2 separate regions of the Homo sapiens genome follow, and region 2 is linked to region 1. A link is an interaction called in ENCODE POLR2A ChIA-PET data of the cell type or tissue named here. Cell type or tissue: MCF 10A. All regions are shown on one strand.

Region 1 (2,500 bases):
CTGACTGAAGTTCTGTCTTTGGTCAATGACCTTTAGCAATGTTCCTAGTCCTAGGTCTACCTGCGAAACCTGAAAAACTCCCCAGAAATGGGTGATGGGAGAAAACAAACAAGAAGCACAGGGTGGTATTCATTTTGTTTGGAAAATTATCTGATTCAATAATCAATTATTTCAATATTCAGGATCTGAGTCAATACTCTGTGTTTACTGAGTGCCTACTCAGTGCCTGGACCCATGCAAGGTTCAGGGAGACAACATTAGCAAGATAGCCAAGGTCTTTGTCCTCAAGAACTTCAGAGTTTCCTGGGAGGATCATTTAGGAAATATGTTTTTAATCTCAACCATTAAAAAGTATTTCTAATAAGGTTTGCTTGCAAAAGACCTTCTCTGATTTTTCTTTGTCGAGGTATCTTAGGACGCTATTGTCCAAAATAAAAACTTTTGATAGTTTTTGGGGTACAGGTGTTTTTTGGATTAGCTCTTTAGTGGTGGTGTCTGAGATTTTAGTGCACCCATCACCCAAGCAGTGTACATTCTACCCAATATGTAGTCCTTTATCCCTCACCCACCTCCCAATGTCCCCACACTCCAGTTGCCAAAGTTCGTTATATCACTCTATGCCTTTATGTCCTCATAGCTTAGCTCCTACTTAGAAGTGAGAACATGACATATTTGGTTTTCCATGTCTGAGAACCCCACTTTCCTAGAGCACATTCTCACCATTTTTCCCCTTCCTCCCTAATAACCCCAAACTGACTGAACTGGCTTTCTCTGCAGCTGCCAGGAGATATCACCTCTAAGTGTGTTACCGACAACTTGGAACGTATCACAACATCCTCAGACAGCTCCTTCGCTTCTCTCAATGAGCCATGAGGATACAGAAAGGAGGGTCAGCAACATGAGGCTGAAGCTCTTGGGTCATCATAATGTAGGGAAGACCAGTGCATGTCACCCCCCAGGTGGCAATGAGGAATTGATTGCTGGTCTCATTGCACTGACAAAACCTCAGGCAGTACGTTTTTGCACAATCCATGTATCCATCCATCCAATCATTCATGACATGTAGCAAAAATTTACCACTAGTGACACTGTGGTACTTTCACAGTGTTTCACAACTATCACCCCTATCTAGTTCCAGAACACTGTCAGGATTATCAGGAAGAGGAAATTCCCACCTAATAAATTTTGGTCAGACTGGTTGATCTCAAAACCCTGTCTCCTGATAAGATGTTCTCAATGACAGTGGTGCCTGAAACTTCAGTAGCAATTTTAATTTCGCCCCGGTCCTGTGGTCCTGTGATCTCGCCCTGCCTCCCTTTGCCTTGTGATATTCTATTACCTTGTAAAGTACTTGATGTCTGTGACCCACACCTATTTGCACACTCCCTCCCCTTTTGAAACTCCCTAATAAAAACTTGCTGGTTTTTGCGGCTTGTGGGGCATCACGGAACCTACCAACATGTGATGTCTCCCCCGGACGCCCAACTTTAAAATTTCTCTCTTTTGTACTCTGTCCCTTTATTTCTCAAGCTGGCCGGCACTTAAGGAAAATAGAAAAGAACCTACGTGAATATCGGGGCAGATTCCCCGATATCTGGTGCCCAACGTGGATTCCCCGATAGAGTTGAGGCTACTCCAAGGAGAAGGAGGAAAAAGTCTCGAAGCCCAATGGCACGTACAGAATGCAATTGGTACATGGCTACAGCTGTGTTGTCCAATGACAGCCACATGTGACTAGTGAGCACTTGCAATGTAGCTGGTCTAAAGTAAAATACGCTGTACATTTTCTACTATGTTAAAAAAAATAAAGTAGCTACATTTAAAAGTAGAAACATGCAAAATTAATTTTAATAATATTTAATATTTAATCCAAAATATCTGAAGTGTCATTTCAATGCATGGTCAATACAAAAGTTATTAAGATATTTTACAGTCTTTTTTTGGTACTAACTCTTTGAAATTCTCTGTGTATAGAGTTTCTTTGCTTCCATCTATCTTCTCCCCAGTACAGTTTGGGACCCTCATCACAATCAACATCCCCATTTCTGCTTTCTAGCCCAGGCTGTGGATGGTTGGCCACACTTCAAGAAATAATGCAGCATTGCTAATTATTTTGAATGTCCATCATTTGCAGAGTATCTAACATTAAAAATAATAATAATAAGGCACCTCTACACACACTGCCTCTCTCTAACAACCCAATAATCAAGTGAGGTGCTGCAAGCAATACAGTACCCCAGGGGTTATAGACAACAAAGAGGACTGCAGGGCTCAGTGATCTGACCAAGGTCACACTTCAGTGAGGTCTTTTACCTCTGGGGCCAGGGTTCTTTCCTCACTCCACCACTAGCACAGCTCTTCAGGCTGGTGTGTGCTAGGGAAAGTAGGCTGCTCCTCTTGCCTGCCTTGGAGCGTCCACCACTGGGTGGCTGTAAGGGGCAATCTCATAGTTATAGGAACAGGTCAGGTGGAGGCGTAGGAAGGAGGAGGCTGTGCTAGC
Region 2 (2,500 bases), 160 kb after region 1:
GCTGTTTATTGGGGGAAATTAAGATACATTACCTTGAGATTCTCTCATGGGGCATACTGGCTTCTGGAACTCTATTTAAAACTTAATTTTCAGAAAAAAATAGCCATCCTCAATGTAGGACTAGATAGAATTGTAAGGGCAAATACTGGTAAGATTATTTCCAAGTTTAATTTTATCTCATCCTAGAGCCACAATATTTTATGAAATGAAGCTAAAAGCCCTAAAACAGCACAAAAGGAAACCTTCATGCTCTTAATAAATTTTATCAATACTCCAGATTTTTATGTTTTAAAACAATAAACCAGTTTACCACCAACAAACTACATATTTAGTTACTCAAAAGTGTGGTTAGTGTTCAGTATATGTTGAATGTTGATTGGATTTGGTAGTTCAATCCCTTTTAACCTCATTTTCAACAACTCAACATTTTTCCCTCAGGGCTTAGTGAGGGGTCAGGAATGTGATCCAGGGTCTTGGATCCAAGAACTTAATCCCCAGAGTGTGCTGTGTTTGGAGAATCCAGGTGATGTCTTGTGAAACCTGCACAGACCTGGGCACTTTGTTTCTTTGGTTTTGAACCAGCCTAAAAGGTTGCTGCCAATGGCAGAGACGAGACTTGTGTGAAGCCACCTAGAGGGAGGGAGGATCTGCTGAGAGGGACACTAGCTTGTTTCTATTTACCTTGTGCAGGTCCTGCCCATCCTTCCCCTCTAGAAGCTGACTTGTATCTTCCCATCCTAACTAGCTGAGCTCCTTCTGCTTTCCCGCAGAAGCATAAGCTGGCTACAGTCTCCACAGGAGTGTTGACACATTTTGGTTCCATGGTCAGAGTTCTAAGTCTCGAGAGCTGCAGGGATACCGTGTCTCCAGCTGATTGCACAGCAAGTGCAAAAACATACATCAGCATGACTAGACCCTGTCCGTGGGTCTGGAGTCAGAGATTCAGGAATCTAGTTATATAATCTTGCAAAGCCTCAGATTGTAAATAAGGATAATAAATATATTTCATAGAGTAGCTGGGAGAATTAAATTAGGAAATATGTGTAAAGTACGTAATATATCAGCCATGTGACTAAGGTCTTACACTTTTACTGAATCACCACATATGTATTAAGCACTGGCTTTGTGCCAAGCCCTGAGGTGCCAATGGCAAGATAAATAGACATGATTCCTTTCTACCAGGAGATTATATTTCGGTAAACTCAATACGTGTTTGTAGTTTTTTACTATTATTATACCGTTTATCAGTTATCTATTGCTATGTAAGCCTTAAAACTTACAGGCTTGAAACAAACCTTCTTATCTTTGTTTCTATAGGCCAGGAACTTGGGAGCCATTTAAGCTGGTTGGTTCTTGCTCAGGGCCACTCAAGCTGATGGCTGGAGTTGCAGAGTCATCTGAAGGCTGGACTGAGGCTGAAAGATCTGCTTCCAAGATGGTGCCCTCACATAGCTGCTGGCTGGAAGCCTTAGCCCTTCACCATAAAGCCCTCTCTGTAAGGGTACCTGAGTCACCTCATAAGGCAGCTGGCTTTCCCCAGAGTAAGTGTTCCACACAGAGAGCCACATCTTGTCACTTCCAGGGTATTCCGTTTGTTAGAAGTGTTGCAAAGGGTGATATGTGAGTATCAGATCTGTAAACAGAGCATATAGGGATCACAAAGATGGCCTTATCTTATGTTTCTTCTGCTGTAAAGAGTCCAAATTAATGAAAGACTTATTTTCTAGAATGTTCCTGGTTTCCCTTCCATTTCTGCTTCTTTTAAGATCTGTGTGAAGAGCTTTGTCCTTTCCAAAATAGAGGGAACTGAAATTGAGGTTCTTTTCCTTTTTAATCTATAAGAAAAGTTCTTTAGTTCAAAACCTTATTAATAATCATAAAACCTGAATAGTCTGTTCAGTCACCATAAGTGAGCACAATACTTCTGGTTTTCCTAGAAATGGTTGAAAATCTTGGGTGCTCAAGCCCTTTTTCTTATGCCACAGTTCTTTCTCAGAGCTGATGAACATGTTTACTTCAATAAAATACATAAAACCTACCTTTGATGTGCCTCATTTTATTAATTTATTCCTTCTAGGAGGATACTTCTATATTTAAAGGTGCCTGGCATCCGTCAACAGAGAGAAAATTTTCCACACACCATTCAGAACACTTGCAATAACTTAAAATGCAGGATATCAAAAGTTAGGCATTGGTGTGTATGATTTATATGTGTTTAATCTTACTAACCACCACATTGGGTGAGTAGGCTCCTTAAATCTGTTGGTTTATAGACAAAGGAAGGCAAACTCATCTGTTTCTCCTGTAACTGTGTTTTAAGAATGACTGAGAACTAGTGCAAGATTTCCACTGGCAAAGCATTTTAGAAGCCACACTGGACCCCTTGTGGATTTTCACTTCATATTTTTCACTGTATGCTATTTACCCTATTGTTAATGATCTGCGGTTAGGTCAACACCCTCAAGAAGAAAAAGCCTAAGACACTGTCCTCTTTCTTCTG

The links. ChIA-PET counts read pairs that join two places held together with the same protein. Peaks named below come from ENCODE experiments on the same cell type or tissue, not always from the same donor. Only the 100,000 strongest peaks of a DNase experiment are listed, where the experiment ranks them.
Region 2: POLR2A ChIA-PET joins it to region 1 with 6 read pairs; 2 of 35 experiments call an interaction of 5 or more read pairs at or near these places.

What each region holds. Positions count from the first base shown.
Region 1 is chr15:91,975,693-91,978,192 of GRCh38, reverse strand. All of the region lies in intron 2 of SLCO3A1 (solute carrier organic anion transporter family member 3A1), which reads right to left. Among named protein-coding and RNA genes, the nearest start is that of SLCO3A1, 120 kb to the right of the region's middle. In MCF 10A, no CTCF peak of the experiment used is centred here; no DNase peak of the experiment used is centred here.
Region 2 is chr15:91,820,274-91,822,773 of GRCh38, reverse strand. No RefSeq gene overlaps it. Among named protein-coding and RNA genes, the nearest start is that of SLCO3A1, 32 kb to the left of the region's middle. In MCF 10A, no CTCF peak of the experiment used is centred here; a DNase peak (open chromatin) is centred at 1,123.